Regions from separate parts of the Homo sapiens genome. Here region 2 is linked to region 1. A link is an interaction called in ENCODE POLR2A ChIA-PET data of the cell type or tissue named here. Cell type or tissue: PC-3. All regions are shown on one strand. Links, peaks and the distances in the headings refer to the core of each region. The heading gives the core; the rest is flanking DNA. Region 1 overlaps OLFML2B (olfactomedin like 2B). Region 2 overlaps NOS1AP (nitric oxide synthase 1 adaptor protein).

Region 1 (16,181 bases), core at 6,761-11,760:
TCTTTCCAAGCCCTACCTTTCCTTCCACCCTCCACCCCTGTCGAGACACCCCCAGGGCTCACTCTCCTGATCAAATCTGCTCTTTCCGAGGGGTTTGCTGTAAGTCATTTCACTCTTCTTCCTCAAGTGAAGGCTTGGAGAGGGGCACTGCTTACCCGGCCTGACTTCAGTGTCCTTATACGTGAAAAGGCAGAGGGTCGAAGTTAGTGTTTCTAAAATATATTTCAGCCTAACACTATTTAATTCAATTTACATCTTAATATGAGTTAAAGCCAATATATTACCTCTCCCAGGGTTGTATATACTTCAAATCTAATTTGCAATTGTGGGATATAAAGTTTTCTTCTTGGCTGAAGAGACTTACAGTGCGAGTGTCAGCCCTCCATCCGTCGGCCTAGGAACAGTTTAGAGCTGCCAGGATGTGCAAGTGTGCATGGCTCGAGTGGCTCTATTTTAAGGGGTAAGATTACCCTAATATAGAAATTCATCACCAGAGGCCTGGGTCTTCTTGCTGTTGCCTTGTTTGACTTTCCTGCCAGGCCCTGGACTTCTTAAGGGCAAGCTGGGTCAAGTCATCTTTGTTTCCCAGGCCCTGGTCCAGCACCTGATGTGGGACAGATGCTCCACAGCTGTTTGGTTGGATGAATGTTCAATGGGGCAGCTGGTGGCTCCCTGAACCCAGGCCTGCCTGTCTCTCCCATCAGCTGTGGTCGGAGGGATTAGGCCATGGCCTGCCTGTCCTGCCATCAGGAGCACCGGCTGTTTCCAGCTGTTCTCTTCCCCAGCTCTCTTACCAGGGGCTAGGAGACAGCTGTCAGCTGGGGTTGCTGTCCCAGGCCATCTGGTCGTAGCTGTCTCCTGGAGGGTGCAAAGGTTGAGCACGGTGAGCTGATGGGAACTACGAGCCCTCCCCCCTTGGGTCCAGTTACCCTCACACTTGCTCAGGTCACTCCCATGAGAAACTATGTCCCATCTGCCCTTGGGCTTGCCATCTGTATCTTAGCCCTGTGCGCATCCAGCTATCTGCCAGGGAATCCTGATGCCCACAGGACCTACCAGGCAGCCTCCCAGGCAGCCTCCTTAGATATGGCTGTGTGCACCTGCTGTGTGACTTGGGGCCAGGGTTTGCCTCACCTGCAGTCTGGCTTTGTCTACTCCCACAGGTGTCTAGTGTGTCTCTCTACAGCACACCAGCCTTGGGTTCTTACCTTCCTCCCCATGCCAGCCATACCAAACCCTGGCTTCCCTTTCCTTTTCCACCTGCATGTCTGCTATGGAGACCCCAAGGGTCCCTCCCACTCCAGCTTCACCCACATGCCTCAAGCCTGATTTCCTTGCCCAGCACTGTACCACATGCAGCCCCTTATCCATCTCTGTGCCAAGCTTGGGTGAGGTAGGTGTCATCATTCCTTCTTTTCCTGCCTGGGGCCTAGAGAGGTTTCATCCCTTGCCCTATGTGGTTATATAAGTAGGCCATGACTGTGGTGTGGGTTTACACCTGATCTCCAGAGCCAGCACCCTCCCCCGACCACACCCCTGTCCCTGGTTCTATTTGTAAAAACGAGACCACAGAGAACTGCCAGAATTCTGCCCCATGGTCATCTTTCCCCTGGTCCCAAGGTTTTGGCTTAAGATACTACACGGTCTCACCCGGGCACACGCACACGTGTCTAAGAGCTGGACAAGGTCAGGATACGGTCTGTGTCCTTCATACCCATTCCATCGGTCTACACATCTGGTTGTGCTGGCCCTACATGGCTTGTCAAAACACCAGCCATGCTGACTAGGGCTGACTGATGGCTGTACCCCTAACTCCACCTGCATCCGGTTCCCCTTTGCCAAGGGTCCCTGCCTTGTTTGCACGTTCTCTTCCCTCTGGTGTGTGTGCATCTGGCTGAAGTTAGCAGTGGACACCTGTTCCCATCTGGCAGTGTGGCACCAGTGGACACCTGTTCCCATCAGGCACCCTCCAGTGCCCAACTGCATACCTCTCCTGCACATGGCACTTGTTCTATGAACACCTCTGAGTTCCTTGGCTCTGCCTGGCCCAAGGAATCATGATGACAACGTTCCCAAATCTTTCATTGCCACAGTTGGCTGTGTCCAGCCTTCTGTCTGAGCCCTCTATCTGTCTGCTCTTTCTCCCTCTTCCCTTCCCTCTTCTTCAGTGTGCCAGGATCCTTGGCAGGGGCCATGGGTACACTTGCTTCTGCCAGATAGGCACGATTCCCACCTCTGCCGCCACATTGCCAGCACTGCCCACGAGCCAAGTTGCACACACCAGAAATGTCATGGTTGCAGCTGTCCCAGGGGGAAGAGCCTGAGGCATGAGGTCATGGGGTTCACCTATTTCCCAGGGCAGAATCGAGGGTACCCTGTGCAGGTGGCATCCCCTGCATCTCCTGAGAATCGCCTCACCAAAGGCCTTTGGTGTGAGAAGCGCAGAGTCCCAGGGAGAGGTGGGGAGCTCTTGAGGGCCAGCACCCCCAGGTTGGAGGTGGCTGACTGGGGGTGGCCAAGGAGGGGCAGCTGTGGCTGCTGCCCTGGGGGACACCAGCTGGCTGAGCCCTGCAGGCCAATGGGGTGATGCCACCGCCAGCCTCTTGTTTATTCAGGCGGCTGGCAGGCTTTGCCATTCCCGTGAGGGGAATAAACTGTACTGCTTCTCTGGGTTCTCAGGGGCAGGCTTGCCTAAAACCCTCATCTGTGGAAATGCAGAATAATGGCTCCTCACTGACACCCAAAAGGGGATGGGAGACTATAAATCAATGTGAAGGGGGACTCCCTAGGGCCCTAGAAACCCTAAGACCGGGGTTGGGGGGGCACCCTTTGCCTCACAGTGAGTGTGCCACACCCACTGATGCACAGTGTTTAGGAATCTAGTGAGATCTTCCGTCAAATAATAAGGATACTTAGGCCCAGCCAGTCAGTCCACCCAGAGGTGTCACCACCTTTAGTAGAGTCCTAGGGCCAGAGCTGGGCCGCAGGTGTGGACACTCCTCAGTCCGCTCCTCAGAGAAGCCTATCGACCTGGCTGAGGAGTCAGTGCGTGCATCTGTCACATCACCCTGGCAGAGTTTCTGCAGAGCACTTTTCACTAGTTGATATTTTCTTGTCTATTTCTTTGTCTATTGCCTACTTCCCCCTCATGGAGGGTGCCCTTCACCAGGGCAGGATCCCAGTGGCCTTGCTCACGCTTGAACCCTCAGTGCAGCACTGAGCACGTGAACGCCTTAATAAAAAGGTAACACATTGAATCCCTGCACCTGCTGGGCTTGGTGATCTGTCTTAGGCTGTGAGAGCTACAGGAGGGGCATCCACAGGTGTTGCTCTCAGCAGGTGCTGATGGATTACAGAAATGCTTGAATCCCACTAAGGGGCCAGGAACTTTTCCCGTCAGTCCCAGAAAGAACTCAGCTCCTATAAAACAGCCCTTCTCACACATTTCTGTCCGTTTTTCAAGCAGCTGTGCCCCAAGCTTTCTCCACTTAGGGCGGTGCTTCTCAAACTTTAATGTGTACACAGAGTATCTGGGGATCTTGTTAAAATACAGATACTGATTCAGCAGGTCTGAGTGGGCCTGGGAATCTGCAGTTTTAACAAGCTCCTGTGTGATGCTGATGCTGCTGAACTCTGCACCACACTTTGAATAGTGAGGATTTATGAGAGTCCAACATTTCTGTATTTCTCAGCATCTATGCATATCCTGTCATGTATCCTGAACCCAAACTGTAAGTATTCTCCGGCTTTTTGACATGCTTGGTGCTGCTGAGAGCTGTCTGTGTGCCGGGATCCTCTCCTGGTGTTCTTAGTGATCCAGCAGGTGAGCTGAAGAAGCAAGGGCCAGGAGGCTGGGTGCTGGTTCCACTCTGCCACTTTTTTGTAGTGACCTTGAGCAAGTCACATTCTTGCTCTGGGCCTCAGTTTCCTCTCTGTGAAATGAGAGGTTAGTCATGAGTTCTTGGGTCCATTCCAGCTGTAACATTATATGAAAAATAGCAGCCACTTAGTCCGGTATGTTTCATGCACATCCATATATATTAACTCACTTAATCCTCCTAACAACCCATAGGAAAAGTGCTAGTATTATCCCCACTTTACAGATGGGAACCTGAAGCAGAGGTGTTTCAGTAATGTGCCTGAGATCTCAGATCTAGCAATAGCAGCATGGAGGATGAACCGGTTTCCTTCAAAATCCATGCTCTTACCCATTACACTTGACGGCCTGATAGATAACACCTAGGAGTGACTGCGCACCCGGGAAGATCACTCATTCTGAGCATTCTTAAAACAAGATCTCTTTCTCATGGAACTTAGCTCTCACAGTTAATTCTGTGCAATTTAGAGAGGCTGGCTTAGCCTAAGTGCCATGGAACACACTGAGCCCTTCCAGCACTCAGGATCTGGCATGTGATGAAATGCCATAAGAATGGCATGGCTGATGGTTCGGGAGCCAGGTTCATTTAACAAGCACCTATGGGGCTTCTCTGGGCAGCCCCTGTAGGAGACTCTGGAGCCGCGGTGTCTGGGTGTCACAGCCTGGATATGCCCACCTCCTCTGGCTCTGCACTACTGGGACTTCCCTCTAGGATGTTAGTAGCATCCCACCAGGCTGCAGAGCTGTGCCTGGCAATGTCAGCTTTTACACTTCCTGTGTCTGTTTGTTAAAGAAAGATGGAAAGCAAACACATCCTCTATTTTACATCATTGCTTCCTCAACCTCATAAACAGGGCCCAAAGGAGAACATCACATTTAAGAATGTAGATGCTCATGGAAACTTTAGAATGAGGGCCAAAGTTGGATCTCAATATAGTCAAATCTCTTTAAAAATAACTAGAGGAAAAGGGGCACCTCTAAGGCTGTCGACAACTTTCCTTGATTTAAATCCCATTCAGTGTTCAACTTCTCTAGGAAGCTACCTGGGACGCCTCCACTTTCCTCCTGCTCTGAACTCAGGAAACCTCACATTTGGTATTTACAGAACCTGACATGGTTTGTCTGTCTCCAGTTATAGTTGCCATCTCTCCCACCCCACCCAGATCCAGAACCCCAAGGATACTTACAGCCTTTCTTTCTGTAGCACTACACTTAGACACTCAAGAGGTACTCACCAGTGTTGGTTGAATGAAATGTAGCCTTGATCTTCTCTGGTATGAACCAGGTCTGGAACATGGCTAATTTGCCAAGTGAGGGGTCATTTAGTGAAACTGTTTTTATGGGTAAATAGGAAAGTTTGAAGCCAGCCTATCAATTTTCTATGTAAATGATGCTTTTAAAGTACCAGGGAATGGTTTGTGCTCACTAAAAAGGCAGAGTAGTTTTTTGTTGTTGTTGTTGTTGTTTGTTTTGTTTGTTTGGCCACCTCTTCCAAAATTGCTTAGAAAGCCCCTCTTTCATTAACTGAGCTACTGGTTCAGATGTATGGGATGCGAGTGAATGGAATTCTTTAATGTTCTTCAACACTGGATAAGAGTGGACTATATACAAAGGACAGAAAAAGAACCTGGTGTCCTGGTGGCCCAGAGACTTGTCAATGTTATTAATAGAAAAGCTATGGTAGTTTGGGCAGTATTTTCTGTAGTTGGATATCCAAGCGCTGAGCTGCCCTGGAAATACTGCCAGGAGACCTGGTACCGGTGCTCAGCCCAGGGCTGGGCACACTCTCTAGCCCCAATCACTTGTTGGATGATTTCTCAGCCTGTCTGTTGTGTCTGTGTGCTCTGAGCGAAGATGGCTGCTAGCTGCCTCCTGCTTGTCTTCAGGGTGCTTTAATGGATCATCTTTTTTTTTTCCTTCTCAGGAAGTGTCTAAAAACCTCACCAAGGAAAATGAACAAATCAAAGAGGACATGGAAGAAATTCGAACCGAGATGAATAAGCGAGGCAAAGAAAATTGCTCTGAAAACATCCTAGATAGCATGCCAGACATCCGCTCAGCCCTGCAGAGGGATGCAGCAGCAGCCTACGCCCACCCAGAGGTATAGCCCCAGCCTCCAAGGGCCTCTGATCACAAGCCCTGGAAGTGTGATATCAGCATCTCTCCTCTGCATAGAACTTTTCAGGCTTCAGTCCTTTCACAGAGATGAGCTCGCTTCATCCATACAATTGTTCTGCAGGTTCTGTAGATTTGATGAGCAGTTGACTCCATTTTACTTCACACTGAAGCCCAGAGAGGATCAGTGAGTGTTGAAGCCAGGACTGAAATCTGAGTCTGAGTCCCAGCCCCCATTTTTTTCAAGATCTGATATCCCACCTTTGTGAACATCTCTTGTGTTTGTAAATAGGGAAGATATGCATGCTGGCTTGTCTGGGACCATCCTGGTTTACTCCTGCTGTCCTGGCATGATTTTTTTTTTTTTTTTTTTTTTTTTTGATAGGTTCCAGCTCTGCCACCAAGGCTGGAGTGCAGTGTTGTGATCATAGCTCACTGCAGCCTCAAATTCCTGGGCTCAAGTGATCCTCCTGCCTCAGCCTCCTGATTAGCTAGGACTACAGGCACATGCTACCATGCCTGGTAATAAAATTTTTTTATTTTTTGTAAATACAGGGTCTTGTTATGTATTTTCTGTAAATGCGGCTGGTCTGGAACTCCTGGCCACAAGCAATCCTTCTGCGTCAGCCTCCCAAATCACTGGGATGACAGGCGTGGGCCACTGTACCTGGCCCTGGCATGGTTATTAGTAGCACCCTCTTTTACTCTAAAAAATGCCCCAGTTTGGAAACAAATTATATTCCATCCCTCCTCATTTATAGGGGACTTTGTAATTTACTACATATTTTCATAACTATACCATGTGGCTGTCGTCACAGCTCTAGAAAAGCAGGCCAGACGGAGATCAATAGCCTCATTTTACAGATAAGGAAACAGATCCAGCTATGAGCATGGTCTCCCTCTCTCAGTTGGGAAGTGGTGGCAGAGGGTCTCAAACCTCTGTTTCTTCCTACCCAGTTGTGTCCCTAGCACGAAGTTACCCATGAATGGATTGCTGCCTAATGTGATTTGAGTGATACCAAAAGACCTCCTTGCTTAAAAATGCCTCCCCATTTGGTGCCTGTTTCTTTTGGCTCCAATTACTACTAAGTTATGTTTATGTACTAATGGTTAAGTGCTACCATTTAATGTATTGGGTTATTTACTGAATTGTTGTCCAAGAAATAGGCATTAATTTGGGAGATAATCCAAAAGGAAGAGGAAACAGGTAAGTTTTGGTGGCAGGACTTGAAGAGTCCTATTAGCAAGACACATTATTAGCAAGATGGGTCTGGATCAAGTGTTATAAAAGGGGTCACTGGGCAGCCAGGGGATGGCAGCATTTAAGAGAGACTTTGCTCATTTTAACTGGTTACCAGGGGTTGATGGTAGATGGCAGAGTTGTGGCACACTGGTGCCCAGGGAGTGGGTTCCAGTTGGGCCATTGAGGGATCCCCTCGGCTTCGGGGAGTCGTTCTGAGTGTGGATTGAGCAGGGCCTGGGACAGCTAGAGTCCCTGAGCTGGTCTGTCTGTATGCTGTGACATGAAGAACTTTTGGGAAGCATTGCTGTGCAGGACTGTGTTGCCTGGGCCATTAAGAATTGAGATAAGAGAGGCAGGAAGTCTGGGTGTGTGGGCTTGAAACTCTTGGGTAGGGCAGTTCATCAAAGGGTGCCAGGCAGGCAGCAGCTGGGTTTGGGGATCTTGGGCACACATGTTCCAAAGGCAGGACTGCAGGCAGATTGGGGCTTTTGAGGTAACAAGCCCTGAGAAGAATATGGTGCCTCCACCCTCCCCAATATGTAACTCAAAATAAAAATTCCAAACCATAAAATAGATATAAGAAAGGCCAATAATTTTCTGGCTTTGCCCATGATGACTACTTTGGTGCTTTTTTGGAAATATCATATTTCTTCAGAAATTATTTTGATTCTCATTTTTGGGTGTCCCTGACAGGCTGGCTACTGAGCAAGTGTTTAGTCTGCTTGGTGGATCATCTCTGAGTGGGTATGAGCTCATAAACCAAGGAGCCAGAAGACATTTGGGCTGGAAGGGAACTTGAAGGCTCCCACTCATTACACCTGGGCTCAGTGTCTCTTATTTCAGCCCACCTGGCATCGGTGGCTCAGCTGCCCAGTGGAGCCAGGCGCCCCTTTCCTGCTCTGGCTTCCAGTTTCCCAGTCGGCTGAGCTTAAGAGTGCATCTGTTGTCTTGATGACACATTATGTGGTATGTTCGGGAACCCAGCTCAGATTTCCTGAGGGCAAACAGCAAACCAAATAAAAAACACCAAACCCTTTTTCTCCTTGCTCAGCAAAGTCCCTTCCCCTCCTCCAGTCCCCATTCATCAGGCTGCTGAAGTTAGCACAATCCTTCCCCACCAGGGTGGTGGGGCAGAAAGGGGAAGTGGTGCCGGAGGCCCCAAGGCAGGATCTTGCCATCCCTCTCTTTTGTGAACCCCATGCCAAAAAGCGGGTGGAAGGGGCGCTGGGTTTAGTTGTTCATTTTCAGGGTTCCTGTAGATAATGTCAGAGCTTTCTTGGAATGGTGAGTGTTAATTTGTTGAGGGCTTCTCTCTAAGATGGTCCTTGCCTGAGGGGTTGGCATGGGGCTCTGGGGGCTGGGTTGGGAGTGGAGAGAGCAGGGTGAGAGTGGAGAGAGCAAGGTGGAAGTAGGAACATTCGACTCCAGGAGCTGAAGTCATACAGCAGACACTTGGATTCATAGAGAAAGGAAATTGAAGCTTGGAGGGGGCCGCTGCCGCCCAGTGCAGCCTGTCGCCAGTGGATCCGTGGAAATTATATGTTCTCTGGCAAGGGCTGTCCATGGTCTTGCTCCATCTCCTTGGCTGGGAGAAAGCACTGCAGTTCCCACCCTTCCCTGAGAGCCTGGAATTAAAGACAGTTACTGGGGTTTGCGGCGAAGAAATGACAACCTGCTTTTGCAATGCAGAGGGAGACCAGGGTCCGGTAATTAGATGCCGTTCAGCGTCTGAGTCACGGGCTGTGGCCAGGGTCTCCTGACAGCCTGCCGAGCAGCTCTTCCCAGTGGGAAATGAGGGATCTCCCAAGTCTGCTGGGTAGGAGCCAGACCATGACCCGGAGGACTAGGGCAGGCAGGCGAGTTTTTGGATGGCAGGCAAGTTAGTCCTGTGGTCACAGCTGCAGGCAGAGGCTTAATGGAAGGAAGAGGCAGGCTCTGAGGGCAGGCAGCCTGGGGCTGACCTGAGTTGTGTGACTTAAGAACTGCCCCTCTCAGCCACTTAACTGATTGACTTTCAACCAAATTGCTGAACGACTCTGAGCCTCTGTTTCCTCATCTGTGACGTGTGGATAATGGTATCTACCTTCCCCATTGTTGTAAGGGTTAAAAATAATACAAAGGGACATGGCCATAATAGGTGTTCATTAAAATATCATCTCCACCAACCAGATATCCCCTACAGCTCAGGTGGAGGTTACATCACCAGCAAGAACAGGGAATTGAGGGAGGGGCAAGGAGCAGGAGTTGGGGCTGCCCCAGGCACAGCCGAGCATGTCGGCCTGTTTCCCCTGGGCAGACAGGGGAGGCTGGCAGAAGGATGTCCCCTACCTTTCAGGAGTCGGTCACCACTGTGTGCTGGGGAGAGAGAGATACACAACCCCATTGGTTGTGCCATCCAGAAGAACTCTCTTGTCATGAGAAAACAGGCACACGCTTGGGGGTGTCCTTGGGGGTAATGAGGACTCAGGGCTTTTTCCAGGCCAAATTGTAAAGATCAAAGCAAGAGCCTGGTTTGCTTCTTCCTGTGCGAAAGGAGCACATTGGCCGTGGTGGCCAGGTTCCTACAGCCAACATGGAGTAGCTAAAGGCCCTGCCCTGCCTCCGGGCACTGGGCATCTAGGAACACAGGTTTTGTTTCCACATGGGCTCTGCTCTCTGGGTGGCTTCCACCAAGGCCTAGAATTACAAGATTAAAGGGAGCTCACTCACCTCCCCCTGGTTGAGAAGGGGCCTCATGGTTCAGGGGGCTGCAGGAAGCCGCCTCTTCATTATCCAGCCACTGGAGTCCTGGGGAGAGCAGGGCTGGGCCACGCTCCTCTCAGGCTCCCACACTTCTCTGATGGAGCCACCAAAGCAGCTGGACCCACCTGTGGGGTGGCCCTGACTTTGAGCACAGTCAGTTCACAGGTTGTATGCCCAAGGTCCTTTGCTTTCAAAGGTGGGTGATTATAATCCTGGACAGGGAGTCTGGCTGAACAGACCAACACAGGACCAGAGATCCCGCCACACTGTGGACACAGGGGCTCCTCCTTGGGCAGCAGCTCTGTGGAGGACAGAGTGGTCCATCTACATGATCAGAGCTGTCACAGGGCACTCTCACAGCGCCATCCAGATGCCCAGTCACCGGGCCATATGAGCATCATTTGTTTTGACAAAATTAAATGCTGGTTAGTTACCAATGTAGATGATTCCTTGGGATTTGTTATGATTCAGAAATTCAATTTAACAAATATTAGGGAGCCTCAATCCAGGGGAATCAAAGATGAACAAGAAATGGTCTCTCTTCTTTCAGATTCCCATAGTCTACAGAGATAGCAACATCCCTAAATAGTGCCTGTGGAAAGCAGGCTAGGAGAGGTGCTACAGCAGAAGCACAGACTTATATTCATTAGGACTTGTGTTCAGCTTGGGTAAGAGACCCAAATACAGTGCCTTAAACAATAGAAATGTTTGTTGTTCTTTCACGTAAAACAAGCTCTGGAGGCAGGCAGTCCAGGGCTGGCATGATCAGCTCCAAGATGTCGTTAGTGACTTTCATCCTCAAAATCCCCTCATGATCACAAGATGGCTGCTCAGCTCCAGCCATTCTGTCCACATTTCAGTCCAGAGAAATGAGGAAGAGAGCAAAAGATGCCTCCAAGCTGAATCAGCCCCCCTTATGCAGAACTTTTCCAAATGCACATCCCATCAACTTCTTCCTATACCCCACTGGCCAGAATTCAGTCCCATGCCCACTCCCGTAAAACCAGGTCTTCATTAGTAAGGAACAAGAGGGCAGGGAATTTGGGTAATCAGTGAGAAATCTCTGCCATAAAGCACAAAATGAGGCTTGGGGAAGATTGATTAATTCTGAATTAGAAGGTCCAGGAGTATTTCCTTGGGGACCTGAAATTTTAGCTGGGCCTTGAGAAGTAGATAAATAAGTAGATATATGGGGGAAGGAGGTATAATGGCTATCCAGGCAGAGAAAACAGGCTGAACATAGATCCAGTGGCTCAGGAGAGCCAAGAGTTTCAGTAGTCAGCCAAGTGACTGGAGTGCCTAGGGCGTGGGGTGCAGGGCACGCAACAAGAGAGAAGAATGCTGAGCTAGATCAAGATCAGTTTTACTTTGGACTTTATTCTGTATGTAGGAGGAAGGGTTTGGGGGCTGGGGGTGATATGTGTTTTAGGAAGCCCATTTTGATTGCTGTAACAAGCTTCATCCTGAGGCGGTGTGCATCCTGGTCCTTGGGCTTCATGTCCCAGCCCAGGCATCCTTCCCCTCACATGGATCTCACCCAAAACAACTTACACCAGATCTAAGTCACCCAGCATCCCTAGGCCAGATCCAAGAGGAGGACTGCATTCTCTGGGCAGTATACGTCAAGCATAGCGACACTGATTCTGGAACCAGACATCCTGGCTTCAATCTGCCTTACCACTTACCTGTTGTGGGACCTTGGGAAATTTATGTAACCTCTCTGTGCCTCAGTTTCCTGAACTGTAAATGATCATGATAAAAATATGTCCTACCTCATAGAACTGATGAGAAGATTAAATTAGTTAACATATGTAAATGTATAAAGCACTTAGAACAGTGCCTGGCTCTTCGGAAGTGCTGCTGTTATTAGCACAGCCTTGGCTCCAGCCTTGCCCCCACCTGCCCACTGCCTCTCTGACCAGTGACCTGACCTTCCCTTGTGTCCCCTCTGAGGAGCAGTATGAAGAGCGGTTTCTGCAGGAAGAAACCGTGTCCCAGCAGATCAACTCCATCGAACTTCTGCAGACGCGACCCCTGGCTCTGCCTGAGGTGGTGAAGTCACAGCGGCCCCTGCAGAGGCAGGTCCACCTGAGAGGCCGGCCGGCCTCCCAGCCCACTGTCATCCGGGGCATCACCTACTATAAAGCCAAGGTCTCTGAAGAAGAGAATGACATTGAAGAGCAGCGTGAGTTGGGGTCAACAGGGCCGCCCCAGAGGCAGGGTAGGGAGGAAGTCACCATTTGGACCATAGTGGGCTGGATTCCTGGGAGCCATACACCCCTCCATACACAGCATTCCAATTACTGCTGTGGCCCTGTTATCCAGAGCTCTCACTGCATTTCCTCACAGCTCGCTGAGTGGCCTTGGGCAAGTCACTTAACTTCTCTGAGCTTGCAGAAGACCATATGGCAGAGTGTGGCTGGGCTGGAAGGGACTTCAGTGCCCTCCAGTACAGTCCTCCCCATTTGCAGATGAGAAAACTGAGGTTTGGGGAGACTGACTTGCTTAGAGCCACAAGGTGGGCTTCTCCAATACTTGCTCCTCCCTCCGGGGGCCCTGAGCTTCCTGTCTGAGTCTCCAGCACCTCCCCTTTGATCTCTGTCCTTCTTCATTTTTCATGGAAGAGAGACGATCCCTTTTCACATCACGTTTACCTTGTTTCCTTAGGCTTCTTCCTCTTCCTGTGCTCCTCCTCGCCTCCTCCTCCTCCTCTTGTCTTCTTTCTTTTCCTTGCCCAGCACTCCCAGCAGGCCCCGACTCTTCCCCTCTCCCCAGTATGTCTGAGCGAGTCCTTCCCCATCAGGGCTGATGCAGCAGCTTCCTGTCTGTCTCCTTGCTTCTGCCTTTGCCTCCACCATGTTTATTCTCCACCCAGTAGCTGGCGTCATCATTTTGCCCATGTGTTTTTTTTGGTCATTTTTTTTGTGTCATTGATTTGTGGTAGTTTTTTACATATTCTGGATACAAGTTCTTTGCCATCATATGTATTGCAAGTATTTTCTCCCTACCTATGGCATGCATTTTTAGTTCCTTAATGGTGTTTTTGATGAGCACATGAAGTCTACTTTACCAATTATTTCTTTTGTGGTTAGAGCTCTTTGTGTCCTCTCTAAGAAATGTTTGCCTCTCCATATTCCATCTCTGCTCAAAATCCTGCAGCCTCCCCCATTTCTTTCAGAATAAAAACTGAACTCCATACACAGCCTCTAAGTCATGCATGCCCAGCGCCTGTCCTCACTGTGACCTTGCCTCTGCTTCAGTCATGCTGGCCACCTCGCTGCTCCTGGGCCGCTGCACGCATGTCCTGCCTCAGGGCCTTTTCTCTGTGGTTATTCACCCATGGAATCTTTGTGCCCGATGGCTGCTCAGCTGACTCCTTCACCTCCTCCAGGCAGCTGCTCATCTCCCCAGCTCAATGAGTCTCATCCTCACCACTTTATTCTTCTCTGCAAGTTTCCCTTCCCTTCTAGCTTGTTTGACCCTCTTTACCCTACATTTTGTTCCCCATAGCACCTTCAGGTGCACAATCCTGTCTATTATCAAGCGTCTCCACCACTATATAGAAGCTCTGTGAGGTCAAGGATCCTTGTTTTGCTTGCTGTTGTTATCCATACTCCATAAACATGTGCTGGAAGGATGGATTGGATGACTCACTTACTCCCAGCCATCGGGGTTCAGGACCCATGACTATGCGTCCTGCCAGTGACCCCTGAGTCCTGGGGGGAGCATGGCTGCAGTCTATTCAGAGAAACCCCCTGGAAATTCAATGTCCTTCCACCTGCGCTCCTGTACACCTTCTTCCAAAATCCCAGCCAGGCCCCCTCTGTAACTCAAGCCGTCGTGTTAAGGAAAGGCACCCTCTAATTCACCTGCTCATTGCCATGTGCTCTTGTCATCTGTAGGTTGTTTCTTTCCCGTGCCACAGTGAACCTTGTGTTTGTTTCACAGAAGATGAGTTTTTCAGCGGTGACAATGGAGTGGATTTGCTGATTGAAGATCAGCTCCTGAGACACAACGGCCTGATGACCAGTGTCACCCGGAGGCCTGCAGCCACCCGTCAGGGACACAGCACTGCTGTGACAAGCGACCTGAACGCTCGGACCGCACCCTGGTCCTCAGCACTGCCACAGCCCTCGACCTCAGATCCCAGCATCGCCAACCATGCCTCAGTGGGACCAACACTCCAAACAACCTCGGTGTCTCCAGATCCCACAAGGGAGTCAGTCCTGCAGCCTTCTCCTCAGGTACCAGCCACCACTGTGGCCCACACAGCCACCCAGCAACCAGCAGCCCCAGCTCCTCCGGCAGTGTCTCCCAGGGAGGCATTGATGGAAGCTATGCACACAGTCCCAGTGCCTCCCACCACAGTCAGAACAGACTCGCTGGGGAAAGATGCTCCTGCTGGGTGGGGAACAACCCCTGCCAGCCCCACGCTGAGCCCCGAAGAAGAAGATGACATCCGGAATGTCATAGGTAAGTTCATTGTACCTGGCCTTGGTCTCCTGATCAGCTCAGGTAAAAGGCTGAGCCTGGAAATATCTTGAGAGGAGAGGGAGGCACCAGATGGTCAAAGTTCTTTATGGGAATGGCAAGTGGAGTTAAGCCTTTGACCAACGATTAGTTTTAACATCTAGGGTTTATTTATTGAAAATGTGCCAGTGGCAAGGGTGGGACTCTTTTTTCCTAAAATAGACATATAAATTAATGGAGTCAAGATTTGGCTTCAGGAGTTAGTTTTATAAATATTTGTTGAGGGCTATCCATACACTAGGCTTTGTGATGGCTATTGAGGTATCCAGTGATGAATAAATGAATTTTTCTGTGGTAAGTTTACCAAGCCATAAAAGAACAAAGGGTTTTTACTGGGGGGAAAGTCTCAGATTTGTAGTAGAGTGAGAGCAGGGGAATAGCTGGGGCAATGGGCCTCCGTGCAAAATCATGAGCCCCACCCATGGAGAGCATAGAAACATCATGGCACCATGTGACAAGTGCTGTACCAGAGGAATGGAAAAACAGAGAAAAGAAAGAAGGAATATTAGCTTGGCCTGGCTGCCAGGAAGGCTGGGGAAACTTTTCTAAGGAGGTGTCATTTGAGCTGGGATTTGAAGGATGAATAAGAGTTTTCTTTTTTTTTCTTTTTTGAGACAGAGTCTCGCTCTGTCGCCCAGGCTGGAGTGCAGTGGTGCAATCTTGGCTCACTGCAAGCTCCGCCTCCTGGGTTCATGCCATTCTCCTGCCTCAGCCTCCCAAGTAGCTGGGACTGCAGGTGCCCGCCACCATGCCCAGCTAATTTTTTGTACTTTTAGTAGAGACGGGTTTTCACCATGTCAGCCAGGATGGTCTCAATCTCCTGACCTTGTGATCCCCCCACCTCGGCCTCCCAAAGTGTTGGGATTACAGGCGTGAGCCACTGCGCTGGGCCTGAATAGGAGTTTTCTAAGCAGAGAAGGGAAGCCTCCTGACTGTTAGGTCTAAAAAAACAAGGTATGTTCCAGAAGCATGGAGAATGCAGCCCTATTCTGTGCCTGGGAGCTCCGTGGCCCAAGAGAACGCAGAGCAGTGAAATAGGAAAGTAGAGAAAAAAGGAACTATAAAAGGAAAAATGGGAGCCAGTTACAAATGTCTTTTCCAAAAAGAACTAAACCAAACATTCATTAAATCACCACTGATCATGACTGAAAAATAACACTATTGAGTAATAATTTCATCAAAATATTTGTTGAAAAATACACTTGATTTGACAGAAGATTTGGCCTGCCTTATACATATCTTTCCCTTCTCCCATTTTTCTTGCCCTTGGCAGCCTCATTCCCAATCCTTCCTCAGCATAAGGTACCAGCTGCTGCCAGAGACAGAGCGGTGAAGGAGTACCTGCCAGGAGTCAGACACTGCTCTCTGCCATTGATAGCTGTGTGACTTTGGCCAAATCTCTGCCTTCTCTGGGTCTCAGTATATGCTATGGTTTTCCGCAGGAAGTTTACCAGGTCATGATTCTGCTCCTCTTCTTCCATTCATGGTGTGTATGTGCCTCTCTCTCTGTCTCTCTCTCCTTATGGTGTTTTTTATTTGCTGTTCCATGCTATTGTAAATAAAGATTCTTGTTGGGTGAAAGTTTCAGAATAATGGCAGAATGACAGCAGTGAAATAGCCCATAGAAATGGACCCCAGGGCAAAATCTCATGAACGCTGGCCTGGAGGAAGCTA
Region 2 (16,181 bases), core at 4,786-9,785, 78 kb before region 1:
TCATTGTCAATCCATAAAAAGAAATTCTGGCCTCATAAATCAGGCTCGATAATCTGAACAACCCAGTTCTGCTCACAAATGTCCTTATTCTGTGTACACATCAGCAGTTCTTATGGCTGCACATGGCAAAATCACCTGGGAGCTTTTAAAATTACAATGATGATAGGAACCCAGCCTGAACATATGAAATAAGAATCCCTAGGGGCAGTGGGTATCCATGTTTTATAAGTTCCTCAGGTGATCCTATGGTGCAGCAGGGTTGCAAAGTACTGTTACATGAAATTAGGTTTCTGAGGCAGCAAGGTTAAGTGTTAGCCCTCAAACAGTCAGCAACAATGCCGGCTTTTAAGCCCAAGACCCTGGCTTCTGGGACAACCCCTGGGGCTCTCAAGCACATATAGGCCTCTTCCTGCTTGAATTTCTACAGAAATCCAAGATCATAACTAAATCTTTTTTATCCTTTGCCTTTCCGCAGAATTTGACCCTATAGAGTTCTGATGCTTTTCAAAATACTTCTCTTTTGGCTGCAATAGGGTAAAATTAATGACTAGACTTTAAAGGATTTTTTTTCACAGAGCAGCAAAAGGTATAAATATTTGAGAACATAAGACAAATAATGGATAAATCCTGCTTATGTGTAGTTACATTTGAACAACATATTGATGAACAACTAAGGGAAGACAGAGATCACAAGTTTTCTCCTCCCACGCCTCAAAGAGAGAGGGCACTTTACACAGTCCAGGAGCATGTGGAATGCTGTGCAGTCTGGCTGTGTTCTGGCTGTTTGCTTTAATTGATCTGTCAACCAGTACATGGGCATTAAGTAATTGGGATGTGACTTCACTGGGTAAAGGGGGATGGTCTGCAGAATACATGGGAAGAATCAAATATAGAATCATGGAGTGCTGGAGTTGGAAGAGACCTCAGAGATCACCTCTGAGATTTAGGTTCTAAATCAGCTCTGTTATTTTACAGATGAGGGGGACTGAAGTACAAAGAGATGAAAGTTGACTAGTTCAAGTCCATGGATCCAACAAAGGATGGGATTGGCATTGCAGCTTGTCCTGAACTCTCCCAGGCCACATTCCAGTCTCTCAGACCCCAGCTTCCATGCTGAATAAAGAGTAGACAAATTAGTGTAAAGTGAAAAAAGTGTAAATGAGAATGGGGAGGTGGCTGCCTCCCTCCCACATGGCACATCCAATGCATTCAGACTGCCCTAGAAGAGGTGAGTCAGCAGCCTCAAGTGTATGCTTCAGACATATTTTTAACAGAAAACAACTTAAAGCTACTGTTGGAAAGAGGAAATAAAGACTCACTAAGGGGCATCACTGTCACGAGCTACTGGACATCCATAGCATTCAAGGGATGTCAGCCTCACTCTAACACACCAAACTCTTGCTGAATTCATCCAACCCTGTGTGTCTTTACTGAGTGGCTACTATATATCAGGCCCTCTGTCTGCTGCAGAAAATACAAAAGTTCAACCACCTTTTGGGGCCCTATGCTAGGTACACAAATAACACTACTATAAGTCAAATGGTGCTGTGGCAATACAAGGAAGCACACAGGTACAGTTGGACGAGGGTGAGAAACTAGTATTTGCTGAGCTAACCCTCACAAGATGAGCGTGGAGTTGTTGTATGCATCCTATGCCTACAACTACAAAGCCAGCTTCAGGCCACAAGCTAGTTCAACTTTAGTAAAAGAAAAATGAGACCCACACCATAAACCTCTTTACCATCCTGTCAAGGGAATGGCTGGGAGGGGAAAGTCATTAAACATCAGATTCTCTACATAAAATTGTTTTGTGAAATATAACCAACATGACTCAGATGACAGTTCGGCTGGTCAGGGGAAGCAAAATCACTACAGTGGGTAAGAGCCATGTTGGAGATCCCACTCCTGGCCAAGGCACCCCAGTAAATGTGGTGAAGAGTGAAGCAGTGTACCCAGACTGTCATCAACTTCATGCATTGATTCATTCATTCAAGACCAATGGCACACCTATAAGGTGTCAGGCACTGTGCTAAGCTCTGGAAATTCAAAAGCAAGTCAGATACAGTGCTTCTTTAAGGATCTCACCAGCCAGGGAAAGCTACTCAGGGTGGGCAAGGAAGGGTATAGAAGACAGAAATAACAGATATACAGTGGATAAATATTAACAAAAGCCTGGAAACACAAAGGAAGTTGTTGTCTAATATCCCTAGCTCCGACCACTACCACCTCGTGCCTGCAGTACAGGATGAGCTTCCTAGACATTCTCTCCAGGCCTATTATTGCCCCCTCCACCACTCTCCATAGAGCTGCTAAGGATGTTTTAAAACCTCAAGAATCATCATTTAAAACCCCTGAAATACCCCTTCCAAAGCCACAGACTAGTCCACTAACAGCTGCCTCCAAAAATTGTTCTGGGTCCAGGAAAATGGATGAGCTCTGCCCCATCGCAGCAGCACCCATGAGTATGCTCTACAGAAAGCTCAGTGGAACAGGGCTGCATGTGAAAAGCAAGACCTCATTTCAGCACCAAAGCCTTGAGCTCATTTTTGTCCAGAATTGGATATGAAGTGAACTTGGGCAAGTCACTTGATTTGACAGACCCTCAGTAGCAGCAACTATAAAAGAGGAAAAATAGCACCCATCTGGCAGCACAGTTGGAAGAATTAAATCAGAAAGTTTATAAAACACCAAGCAGAATGCCCAGCACATAGTATGTGATTAATACCTAATAATATAATGTGCCTATCTTTCCACGTGTCAGTATCTTCCCAGTGAGGCTGACATCCTTCAAGTCACCATCTTGTCTCATCTCTCTCTGGCCTTCAACACTAAGCACTGTGTCCCAAATATGGTAGATGCACAATAAATGCTTCCTATAGACTGGATCCATTTCTACATCTGCATTTAGGAATGCAAATTCAGGGAACAGGAGTCAGACTCGGAAAGGGCTATATGAAGAAAGAAATCTAAGGAGAATGCAACAAACCCAGGGGAGGAAAGTGGATATTAGTGAAATAAGAATTTATGAGGGAGTACACAGTGATTCATAAAGACCACCACTTGGGGAGGACCCCAGTTCTTCTTGGTCTTCCCAGTGAAACTTCCTTTGCCTGCTCCAATGTTTTCACCCTATGATTCTTAAATTTTCCTGCTTGATTTGATTTGATTAGAATTATCTGGGGAGGCTCCCAATATGGAGAATTCCCACTTCCACAAAAATGAACTAGATATACCTTCCCCTATTCCTCTGAAATAGAACTAAAAACTCCAGACATTATACATAAAACAAGCAGGAGAAGAATCTGAAAGATGGAGAGAAGACAGACAAGCTGGGGACCTCAGCACCCAAGAGATGGCATAGCAGCAAGTTCCCTGCATTTTCTTTTTGCCTCACATCTCCCAGACTGGTTGCTGGAGAAGCTGGAGACCTGGAAACACCAATAGACACTGACAAAACAAAAAAGGTCCCAAGAAAGCCTGTTCTCTCTAACCAAATGACCAGGAAAGGGGCAGCACAGTATGACAATAAAAATTTTTCAACAGCAACAGCTCCACTCCAGAAAAATACCATAGAAAACACTATGGGCTGGGTACAGAGGCTCACATCTGTAATCTAGCACTTTGGGAGTCTGAAGCAGGTGGATCACTTGAGCCCAGGAGTTCCAGACCAGCCTGAGCAACATGGCAAAACTCTACAAAAAATCCAAAATTTAGCCAGGCCACCTGTAGTCTCAGCTACCAGGGAGGCTGAGGCAGGAATATCACTTGAGCCTGGGAGGTTGAGGCTTCATCAGTGAGCCATGATCATGCCACTGCACTCCAGCACAGGTGACAGGGTGAGACCCTGTCTCAAAAAAGAAGAAAAAGAGAAGAGAAAAAAACTGTGGCCCAATCTCACCAACCGAGTGGGGAAACTGGACTTCTCCTTCATCAGGCTGTAATAAGATGTTCCAGTCTTACCTCCCTCCTGATAGTGGCAACACCAAATGGGAAGCTGGAACATCCACCTCACCTGGCAACACAAGGCCTCCTCCACCTCCTTGCTGGGGTGTCAGAGGAGACCAAGTGGAGACCTTGAACTTTTGCCACCACCCCAGTGGTACTAAGGCCAGCATTAGTGGTTGTCATGTGGAATCAGTAATGAGTTGCCCCTGCCCTTTCCAACCAGGGTGGTATCAGCTGAGGCCTAGTGGATAACCTAGACTTCTACCACCACCTGAGAGTAGTGAGGCTCTCCTGCTAGAACAGGAGATCTAAATAAGATCCAAAGCTCATAACATAATATCCAAAATGTCCAGGTTTCAATCAAAAATCATTCATCACTCCAAGAACCAAGAAAATCTCAACATGAATGAGAAAAGACAATCAACAGAAGCCAACGCGAAGATGACAGATAATATTAGAATTACCTGACATGGGTCTTAAAGCAGTCCTAAGAATGCTTCAACAAGCAATTATGAATATGCTTGAAACCAATTAAAAAGTCAAAAGTCTCAGCAAAGACACAGAAGATAGAAAAATCACAATGCCCAGGTTGCACTGCATAATAACTGAATCAAAATCACTAGGAGTACTTAGCTATTATTTTGTTTTTATAACTCCACAGAGATTCCAATGAGCAGCTGAGTTTAAGAACCAGTGCTCTAATGCCGTGGGTCTCAAACTGAAGTGTTCATCAGAATCACATGGTGGAAAACTTGGTAAAGACACTCAGGCCCTATGCTACTTCAATAAGCCTGCGCCTCTGTATTTTTATTAGTTTTCAGGTGATTCTGATTACTCCAAAGACTGAAAACACCTGCTGTAATTAATCAAAGGAATTTGCAGGTAATTTCCTTCATCTGTGGAAGCTGCAAAATGCTTATCTGGAGGAAAAAAATGCATTTACGTGACTTTGAGGAAAGGTAAAATTTCAATCATATTTTGGATACAGGTGCCCAGAATATAGTCTGTTTAACCTGGGCTGCCAAATTTAAGAAATCTAGCCACATTAAAGAGCCAATTTGAGGCCAGGCACAGTGGCTCACACCTGTAATCCTAGCACTTTGGGAGGCCAGGGCAGGAGGATTGCTTGAGCCCAGGAGTTTGAGACCAGACTGGGCAATATAGTGAGACCCTGTCTCCAAATAAAAAAATTGCCAATTTGAAAATGTAGTTACAGTGGAGGCTATGTGTGTTTATGGAAAATAGCATGGACTCAAGATAATATGTTATCTGTCACTTGGCCCACAGGAGACATGAATCTTCCTCTCCGCAGAACAATAAAATGCTTCTACACGAGTGCTTCTTCCCACCCAAAGAAACCAAAAGAAAAAGCAAAGAGTTTACAGTCAAGATAGAAAAAAAGGACACGGCCGGGCGCGGTGGCTCACGCCTGTAATCCCAGCACTTTGGGAGGCCGAGGCGGGCGGATCACGAGGTCAGGAGATCGAGACCATCCCGGCTAAAACGGTGAAACCCCGTCTCTACTAAAAATACAAAAAATTAGCCGGGCGTAGTGGCGGGCGCCTGTAGTCCCAGCTACTTGGGAGGCTGAGGCAGGAGAATGGCGTGAACCCGGGAGGCGGAGCTTGCAGTGAGCCGAGATCCCGCCACTGCACTCCAGCCTGGGCGACAGAGGGAGACTCCGTCTCAAAAAAAAAAAAAAAAAAAAAAAAAGAAAAAAAGGACACAACCAAGGAGCTTTTCCATTGTGCGTGGTGGACTGAGATTTCCAATCCAAAAGGCAACATCTCTGGGAATGACCTTTTCAGCGTTTTGTACTCTACCAGAGGCACCATGGGGCCTCTGGGTGGAGAGAACTTGTCCTCAAAAATAGAGGTGGGCCAATAAACATATGCAAAAAAAGCTCAACATCACTGATCATTACAGAAATGCAAATCAAAACCACAATGAGATACCATCTAACACCAGTCAAAAGGGGTATTACTAAAAAGTCAAAAAATAACAGATGTTGGCAAGGTTGTAAAGAAAAAGGAACCCTTATAGACTGTTGGTGGGAGTATAAATTAGTTCAGCCATTGTGGAAAACAGTGTGGCAATTCCTCAAAGACCTAAAGACAGAAATACATTTGACCCAGCAATCCCATTACTGGGTATGTACCTAAAGAAATATAAATCATTCTATTATAAAGACACATGCATGTGTATGTTCATTGCAGCATTATTCACAACAGTGAAGACACAGAACCATCCTACATGCCTATCAATGATAGATAGACTAGGTAATGTGGTACATATGCATCATGGAATACTATGCAGCCATGAAAAAGTACGAGATCATGTCCTTTGCAGGGACATAGATGGAGCTGGAAGCCATTATCCTTAGCAAACTAATGCAGGAACAAAAAAAAAACAAATACTGCATGTTCTCACTTATAAGTGGGAGCTAAATGATGAGAACACATGGACACATAGAGGGGAACACCACACACTGCGGCCTTTCAGAGGGTAGAGGTTGGGAAGAGGGAGAGGATCAGGAAAAAGAACGAATGAGTCCTAGGTTTAATACCTGAGTGATGAAATAATCTGTACAACAAACCCCCATGACTCAAGTTTACCTATGCAACAAACCTGCACATGTGCCCCTGAGCTTAAAATAAAAGGTTTTTCAAAAATGGAATAAAGGAAAAAAATAGAAGTGGGGCCAGGCACAGTGGCTCACACCTGTAATTCCAGCACTTTGGGAGGCTGAGGTGGGCAGATCACTTGAGCCTAGGAGTTCCAGACCAGTCTGAGCAACATGGTGAAAACCCATCTCTACAAAAAAAAAATATATATATATATATATATCTATAGATATAGATATAGATATATAGATATAGATATGAAACTTAGCCAGGCATGGTGGCACATGCCTGTAGTCCCAGCTACTTGAAAGGCTGAGCTGGGAGGATCACCTGAGCCCCAGGAGGTCAAGGCTGCAATGAGTCATGATCATGCCACTGTATTCCAGCATGGGCAACAGAGTAAAATCCCATCTCAAAAGGAAAAAAAAAAAAAAGCTGGGAAAGGCAAGGAAAAGGGCATGGGCATTGAAAGGAGTGAAATGCCACACTGGACAGGAAATGCACAGGCAAGAGCCCAGCCAAGAATAACACCCTCCAGGAAGGGCCTCCCAGAGCTCCTCTCCTTCCCATTCTCCAGCATTTCCACCTACTCACTGATGCCTCATTTCTTTATCTGGACAACATCAACATGGTCCAGAAAAGTCTTTACAGGTGACCCGTTGCCCAATGGCACAGAACAGCAGACCTGGGTCCCGGACATAGCCACAATGGAAAGGACTAAGGTCACCTTTAACAGACCATTTGCCTATTCAATCCAACCTAAAAGACCCTCCTCTGAAAAACTGGAACAATAAAACCTATCCCCATGGGATAGGGGCCACTGTAAAGATTAAATTAGTTAATACATGTAAAATGCTTAGAACAATGCACAGAACACAGTGAGCACTTGATAAACATTAGCTCTTGGTATTTTGAATGACATACAGCACAAGAGTTAACAATGGAGACACCCTGAGCCACACTACCTGTGTTTGACTCTGGGATCTACCCACTACTAGATGTAGACCATGAGCAAGTTACTCTGCCTCTCTATGCCTTGGCTTCTCCATCTATAAGATACAAATAATGATAATACCTTAACTAGCATGGTTGTTGGGAGAATTAAATTAATCGTTTCATAGAAAGAGCTTGGCACAGTGCCTGGAACACAGTAAGCGCTTTCTAAATGACAGTAATTATAATGTTATCTTTCTATGATGTGGCTAGCATGAGGCAAGTAAGTTAGGGAGTCCCCTTGACCTCTGAGGTGCTTGTAGCCTAATTAAGGAGACAAGCAATGCACACACAGAAGTAGCAGGGAAGAAAAGCACAGAACATGGGATGCATGATAATTCTGCAAGCATGCAAACAGCACTTCTCATGTTCTCCTTCCTGTCTCCTTTCTCTCTCCCCAACACACTCACATGCCAAGGGAATTCAGAATGTTACAGGGTGCTGTGGGATTAGGGGAGTGCTCCCTTCTTGGTCACCCCCTTACTCCCAAGGGCAGGCCCCTTGGTAGGGATTCCCAGGTCTTATTCAATACTCAACGCTGCTCATTTAAACAAGTTCCCCCTGGAAAGCACTTCGTTTCAAGAATAAATGGGGGTAGCCACTCTCCTCAGTTTTCATGGATGGACCATAAAGGGGTAAGACACAGAAGCCTCACTAGAGAAAACTAACAGGGGTTAGTTTTCTAACTAACAGAGTAGGAATTCTAAAGTGTTCCAGCACCCTCTGGGCACTGAACTTGCTGGAAGTGCCATTTTAAATAACTTTTAAAGCCAACTGCTCCAGTGCTTAAAAGGAAACATGATGCTGAATATAAAAATTGTAAAGGGAAATGTAAGCATCACAAGGTATTAATTAATCCCATGATAGAAGATTCCTTCTGCTTAGATTACCTCTGCTTAAAGAAATATTTATCCAAGAAATTCAGAGAAAGACAAGACAGACAATACCGTACTTAAGATTCTGTGATTTTTAATCCTGACAAGGATTAAAGGGCTGGAACAAATGTGATGGTGGCATGCACCAGAACCTAGTTAACCCCTTTTTATTCCTTCCCAAAGAGGCTGACAGCTATTTTAAGCCCACAAAGTAGTCATGCTGTCTGATTTGCAACTTTAGGAATCAGAGTAGCTGCAGCTAGATTTTTTAAGCAGGCATGTATAATGAAGATAATACATGACTAGGCCTCTGACTTATAAAAGAACAGAGTGTCTGAATATTCTATAGATTAAAACCATGCACAGATGAAACTAAATTGCAACTTGTAGGACTTAATAACAATAATAAAAACAGCAGCCAACTCTGTGTCATGCACGGTGCTAGGCCATTTACAGGTACTACTGATTCAATCCTCCCATTAACCCTACGAAGTATGAGATATTTGTATCCTCTTTTTACAAATGAGAACGCTAAAGGAAAGATGTTACATAACTCACACAAAGTCAAGTAGCAAGTGAGGGATAGAGCCAGGATTTGAACCCAAACACAGTTTGGCTCCTGAATTCATGCCATGCTATGCTACCAACCAAATTCATGTCATAAAAATTGCAAAGTAGCAAATTACAGAAAATAAACCATGAATTAGGAAAAAAAAAAGACATCAATTCATTAATGAGAAAACAAGTTGAAAATGTTTCTTACATAAATGACAATTGAGAAATGACAATTACCTACTCCTGAAATTGGCCATATGTTCTATATTCAGATTCTAATTCCACTGGACATCCATCAGTGGAATTTTATTTAATTCAGGAAAAAAAAATGCTTACTTGGTATTTTCATTGGAAGGAATCAGCACTGTGTGAGATTGGGGGTATCAGAAAGAGGCCATGCTGGGGGGTCCCTCAAGCCACTGGGAACCGGAAGTTACTAGACTAAAGCAAGAGAAATGGTGGGGAGGAGTGGAGAGTCAATTAAGGCACCTCTCACCATTGGGTGACCCAGGAGGGTCCTGGCCATCTTATAGGGATCATCTCTTTCATTCAAAATACATTTTCTATGTGCAAGGCACTGTACTCAGGGCTGTGGAAGACACGGGGGCAGAGTGACATGGACCCTGACAATGACAATGTAGGGATGAAAATTGGACAGGACAAGCAGCTCTAATACAAAGCAGGTGGGACTGGTAACATCCACTTCACAGAGTGACTTGTGAACGGGGTGGGAAACTGCAGTGAGGGTTAAGGGAATGGTGGGTACTACAGTTGGGTTGAAGCCCAGGGTGATTAAAGGGAATTGTTCAAAAACAGCCTTGAATATCATACTAAGAATTTTGGTTCTAATATAGTAGGTACAGAAACTTTTCATGTTTTTGAGTGGGAGGATAACCATTTCAAGAAAATTGATAGGGCAAAAGTTTAAGGGATGAGGGGGATCAGAGAACAAGTGGGACACTGGAGGCCTTCAGAAGGTTATTGATGGCCCTGATAACAGGGGAGGGGGTGGAGCATCTGAACGGGTGATGGACCAGCCAGGGTGGGTGGATGGATGTCACTGGGAACATTCAAGAGGATTTGGCACCTAACTTGATGTGGGGTACAGGAGAGTAGAGCCTGGACATCATAGGTACCCAGTAAACAGCAAATTTGAGTTGGCTGTTAAATCAAAGAATACAAGGGGTACTTTAAAGTGTCAGGCCCATGTGCCCAAGAGGATGGTGGGGTCGTTAAAAGACAATGAAGTCAGAAGAGAAATTTGATTTCCAGCTTGTTGAGTGATAGGGACAGCAACACATTCAGGTACAGATGACCAGCAGGAAGCTGCGCATAAAGATGTGGAGTCTGGACTGAAGTAGAGAGCCAGCAGCCTGCATAACAGAAGAGTGGGAGTAGATAGAATCCAAAGGAGAGGGAATGGAGCACTCACAGTAGAGGGCAAAGGGAGGAGGTAGAACAGCCACAAAAGAAGGAGGTATGGGCAGGGGCAAGGGGCTGGCTGACTGCAAGCAGGCACAGAGAGCCCAATGAGGCATTCCACAGAGGACTAGGACAGGCAGCTCAGGAAGAAAAGTCAAAAAGGATGAGGATAGAGAAGGGGGCAGCAGAGCAATTTCAGTACAGCAGCCAGGACAGAAGTTGGAAGGAAGTGGCCAGGGACTGAATGAAGACTGAGATACTGCAGAGGGTGGAGTACTCTCTCACAAGGCTTAGCTGTGAAAGGAGGAGAAAGACAACATGTTAATTAAAGAAAGAGGTGGAAAGAAGAGGTATTTCATACAGGGAAGGCCATAGCATACTCTTAGGCAGGGAGGAGTAAGCCAGTGCCCAGGAGATGTAACTGTGCCAGGGTGGGGGTGGGGAGTGAAGGGCATAATTAAGAGGACAAGGGCAGACTAACAGGACATGGAAGGCAGATGGATCTCAAAATGAGGGAAAAAGAAAAAAAATTGGACTTCACCAAAATTTAAAACTTTGTGTTTCAAAGGACAATACCAAGAAAGTGAAAAGACCACAGAATGGGTAAAAATATTGCAAATCTATATAAGGGATTTGAATCCAGAATATATAAAGAACTCTTACAACTCAATAGTAAAAAAGCCAATCCAACTTTTAAATGGGCAAAGGATCAGAATAGACATTTCTCCAAAGAAAATATATAAATGGCCAAAAAACACATGAAAAGATGGTCTTTTTTTTTTTCTCTGAGTCTGCTTCCTAGGGAATGAGGAGACATTCTATGTTGTTCAAAAGGGAAATGCAAATCAAAACTATGATGAAATCCCACTTCACACCCAGGAGGATGGCTAGAATCAAAAAGTCAGACAACAAGCATTGGTGAAGATATGAACACACTGCTGGTGGAAAGGTAAAACGATGCAGCCACATTGGAAGTCCCACAAATGGTCACACATGGTTACCATGGGACCCAGCCATTTTACTTTTACCCAAGATAAATTTTAAAAAATAAAAATAAAAACATGCCTGCACAAAAACTTGTACATGAATGTTTATAGCATTATTTTTAAGAGGCAAAAATGGAAACAACCTAAATGTGCCTCAGCTGATGAATGAACAAACCAAATGTGGTATATCCATACAATGATATATTATCCAGCCATATAAAGGAATTAAGTACTGATAAATTATAGATGAACCCTGAAACACAACACTAAGGCAAAGAAGTCAGACACAAAAGACCACATATTGTATAATTCCATAAATATGAAATGTCCCGAATAGGCAAATCTAGAGACAGCAAGTAGATTAGTGGCTGTTCAGGTCTGGGAAGACGCAGGGGGTAAGGATTACAGGTGTGTGCCATCATGCCCAGCTAATTTTGTATTTTTAGTAGAGATGGGGTTTCACCATGATGGCCAGGCTAGTCTTGAACTCCTGACCTCAAGTGATCCACCCGCCTTGGCCTCCCAAAATGCTGGGATTACAGCAGTGAGCCACCGCGCCCAGCCTAGTGTTTCTTTTTAATGTGATGAAAATGTTCTAAAATTGACTGTGGTGCTGGTAGTACAGATCTGTAATATCTTAAAAATCACTAAATTATACATTTTAAATTAGTGAATTGTATGGTATGTGAACTACATCTCAATAAAACTATTAGAAAGGAGGGAACTCAATAGTAAAAAGCCAATCCAACTTTTAAATGAGCAAAGGATCAGAATAGACATTCTCCAAAGAAAATATATAAATGGTCTTTTCCAAAAACAGAAAGGAAGAAGAAAAGTAGCAAAGATCAAGTTTGCAGGGTAGGGCAAAAAGGCAGGAAGGAACGGCCATGGGCATGGTCCCAGGCTGCTGGGGAGGGTAGACAGCAGGACAAGGGCAGCAAAAAGGTCACTGAGGAGCTAAGAGCATCCTCAAGGCAACAAAGGTATAAAGGGAAGGCAGGTAATTATAGCCAGCGAAAGCATTCTGAAAGTTTGAGTCTTGGGAGTAGCTGCATTATGAGTAGGCAATAGTAAACAGTGAGTCAAGCCTGATTAGTATAGATAACTGGCAAAGGTCATCATTAGATGTGGCTGCATGATTTTGACCACTAAAAAGGACTGGGACATTGTGGGCAAAGGAACTACGACTGAAAGCCATAAAATCATGAAATGTACAGCTAACGTGGAAATAGATTTGTCCATCAAATCCCAAGATACCAGGTGTGGAGGAACATACTGGGACATCTGAGAGCAATGTAAGGACAAATAAAATAGGTGTCATTTCAGAGCAGTACTGTATCTTTGGAACTCACTGCCCCCCACCAAAAAAAAAAGTAGTCTGGGCAGAAGATAAGTGTTTTTAAAAGCATCTGGAAAAGCATAAGAAAGTGAACTACGTCTCCTCCTTAATGATGACATCAGAAAATACATCAGACCCTTAATCTGAATTGCTACTGTTCCAGAACCCTGGAAGACAGGACCCTTAGTCTGGGTGGAGAGAAGGGAGAAAGGGGACATAAACACCCAGTGTATAGTGGAATGGTTCTGAGAGCTCTGTACCATGCCATGCAGGCTCAGACGAGTCAGGGATACCCCATTTACGGTGACCAAATGTCATTCATCTGGAGGCCTTCATGGCCGTATGTTTAAGAGGCATCCACAGATATCCTGCTGAGGTTACTGGAATCTCTAAAATCCACATCAGGGAAACCATCAACCAATGAAGCCAGGTAGCAAGGAAGGAAATATAGCCAGAGAATTCAGCTTCAATCTGACCACATGCTCCCAAGCCACAAAATCACTCAGCAATGATATTTACTGCTTTCAGACTTTCCACAATTGGTCATTTCTTCCACTTGACAATTTTTCATTGTGACTATGTTTGTACCTGATGTTGAGGCTTGGGAGGGGGAGATACACCAAGGCATGAGGCAAGGTCCTCAAAGAACATTCCATATCACCAGAGAAGATATATGCAGAGAGGAAAAAACAGAATTTTGTGTGGTAAACAGCTTCAGCAATATCTCTCATCCCACGTGCAATCTTGCAATGTGAACTTGACATTCCCCCATCAAGAAGTAGGGCTTATGTCTCTTCCCTAATAGCCTGTTTTGACCAACAGGATGTGGCAGAAGTGACCCTATGTAACTCAGAAAGACCCAACCTTAAGAGCTTCTGCTTTCCTGCTTGGAACACCCCCTACTGAAAACCAGCTGCCAAACAAAAGGGCCACCATGCTGTGAGGAAATCCAAGCCAGCCAGTGAAGAGAATAGTCACATGAAGGACGACCAAGGCACAGTCATATGAGTGAAGCCTTCTTGAACATTCCAGCCTAGCTGTGGATGAATGCAGCAAAGTGAGTGATCCAGTCAACGCCATAAGCAACAGAAGAACAGCCCAGCCAAGCCCTGCCTGAATTCCTGAGCCATGATTCATAAGCAAATTAAACAGTTATTGTTTCAAGCTACTGAGTCTTGAGGTCGTTTGTTTTGAAGTGATGGATAACTGAAACCAGTTTGAAGCCAGGGAACCAGGGATAAGTCCTGGTTCTGTTATTATCTGACTATGTGACCTTGGGTCCATGACTTCCCCTCCAAACTTCAATTTCCTCATCTGTACAATGATGGGGTGAGGGGGTTGTACTAGATGAGCCATGGTGCTTTCCAGTTCTGACCATCTGTATCATACACGCAGATATAAGGGAACAATCTAGGCAATGAGTGTTAGGACTACAAAGGGAGCAACTATTAATACTTCAGGTTTGAGTGAGCCTTGGAGGAGGTGAAAGAACCATGGACCTGGAGTCAAAAGCCCTGGAGTGTGAGGATTAAGTGAGGCAGAGGCTAGAATAATGTATGGCACATAGTAAGTGCTCAATAAATATCATTAACTGATACACCAATTTGCAACTCTGGACAAATTAATCTCTCTGATCTCCATTTTTTGGTCTGAAAAATCGAGATAACACTAATGTGCCTGTGCCTGTCTCTATAAGAGGAAAAGTCTTTGTATGTAGAAGTCCAATGCAAATCAAAAATCACCTACAGATATAAGATATAACTATTATTAATACTCTTATTATCCTTTGTACCCATAGCATTAAAAGTCTCTTTCTCACCAAGAGAGGAGAGACAGTCAGTTGATGGCACTGGCCACCAGGAAGACATACTGGGAGATCAGGAGGCAGTTACTAAGGAGCCACAGGCTCTCAGGGCATGTGAGATTTACCCACCCACCAGCATCAGTCAGTAAGCCAGGTACCCACTCTGAACACAGACAACAGGTTTCCCTGGCAAGCAGCTCTCAGCCCAAAGGGAAATCTGGAAACAGCCAAGCATTAAAAGTTTGAGCCGGGCGCAGTGGTTCACGCCTGTAATCCCAACATTTGGGAGGCTGGGGCAGGCAGATCACCTGAAGTCGGGAGTTCGAGGCCAGCCTGACCAAAACGGAGAAAGCCCCATCTCTACAAAAAATACAAAATTAGCTGGGCATGGTGGCGCATGCCTGTTATCCCAGCTACCCAGGAGGCTGAGGCAGGAGAATCACTCGAACCTGGGAGTTGGAGGTTGTGATGAGCTGAGATCATGCCATTGCACTCCAGCCTGGGCAACAAGAGCAAAACTCCATCTCAAAATAAATAAATAAATAAATAAATGTTTGAATAATTTCCTGTACCAGAGTTCTAGAGGCCAGCAACCTGAGAACACTCCACTAGAGAGCTGTGACTCAAACCCGTGGCCAACATAGAGTGAATATTCCATAAAAATTATTGAATGAAAAGGCACTGGATTTGGGAGTCTGAAGTCAAAGCCCCAGGCTTAAATCTTGGCTTTGTCATACACAACTGTGAGCACTAAGGCACGCAACAACCTCCCTGAGCCTATGTCCTCGTTTATAAAATAGACATAAGGAGACCCATCTCCTAGGGAAGTAGTGAGAATTAAATGAGGTACTGCAGGTGAAAAAAATCTGGGATTGCACTTGATAACTAAATGCATGGGTTTTTAAGTGCACAGAACCTCTGCCACCCAGATGCCCTTCGATCCTAACCCCACACCTTTCAATCTCTGCAGAACCCTGAAAATGAGTGGCATACTTCCAAAGGAACACTCAATCCAATGTTGATTCTGAAAAACTGCCAGCCCTTGGGAGAGAAAGAGCTGCACTCATTTTCCAAGGGTACCCGACAAGGCAACAATAATACATTTGCATTTTCCAGCCTGCATTTTTCCAAAACAAGGGAAGACTGCGATGTGGATTTAACCCTGAAATCCCAGTGATTGTGCAGTTGCATAGACACTGCTCTGCAGGGATGTGGAAAACAGCCAGAGAAGGCTCTTACCAGGAGCATGTAGGACAGAAAAGCTCGTGCTTCCACCTCTGCTTAGGTCTTGACTAACATGGTGTTTGAATGTGCCAGGGTGCAGCATCAATTACAAAGATCTGGGAGTTAGGACCTGGTCCTCAAAGTCAGCCTTTGCCCAAAGAAGTTCCACCACTCCCCTTACCGTATGCTTTTGTCCTTTCTTCTCTGCCTCACCTCTCTCAAAGAAGGATCCTTGGTCCCCTATTTCTCATTTGCATTGGGAAAACAGCTTGAACCAACTGCGGCTCCCTCTCCTTTCACTGACCACCACTGCCTGTGAATCCAGGGAAGTTACTATAGGAACTACATCACACAGCCCCCAGACATTTGCTTAGAAAAGAAACAGTACATTTGGGAAAGGGAGAGTAAGATCCA

Evidence for each region. Peaks named below come from ENCODE experiments on the same cell type or tissue, not always from the same donor. Only the 100,000 strongest peaks of a DNase experiment are listed, where the experiment ranks them.
Region 2: POLR2A ChIA-PET joins it to region 1 with 10 read pairs; 2 of 35 experiments call an interaction of 5 or more read pairs at or near these places.

What each region holds. Positions count from the first base shown.
Region 1 is chr1:161,996,094-162,012,274 of GRCh38, reverse strand. It overlaps OLFML2B (olfactomedin like 2B), which reads left to right. Exons shown (of 8, transcript NM_015441.3): 4 at 5,802-5,978; 5 at 11,937-12,162; 6 at 13,926-14,450. Among named protein-coding and RNA genes, the nearest start is that of OLFML2B, 20 kb to the left of the region's middle. RefSeq lists an enhancer at 8,899-9,400. In PC-3, for the core only: no CTCF peak of the experiment used is centred there; DNase peaks (open chromatin) are centred at 8,224 and 8,994; H3K4me3 peaks cover 1,711 bases; H3K27ac peaks cover 2,570 bases.
Region 2 is chr1:162,072,367-162,088,547 of GRCh38, reverse strand. The region is part of intron 1 of NOS1AP (nitric oxide synthase 1 adaptor protein); the gene reads right to left. Among named protein-coding and RNA genes, the nearest start is that of NOS1AP, 11 kb to the right of the region's middle. In PC-3, for the core only: no CTCF peak of the experiment used is centred there; no DNase peak of the experiment used is centred there.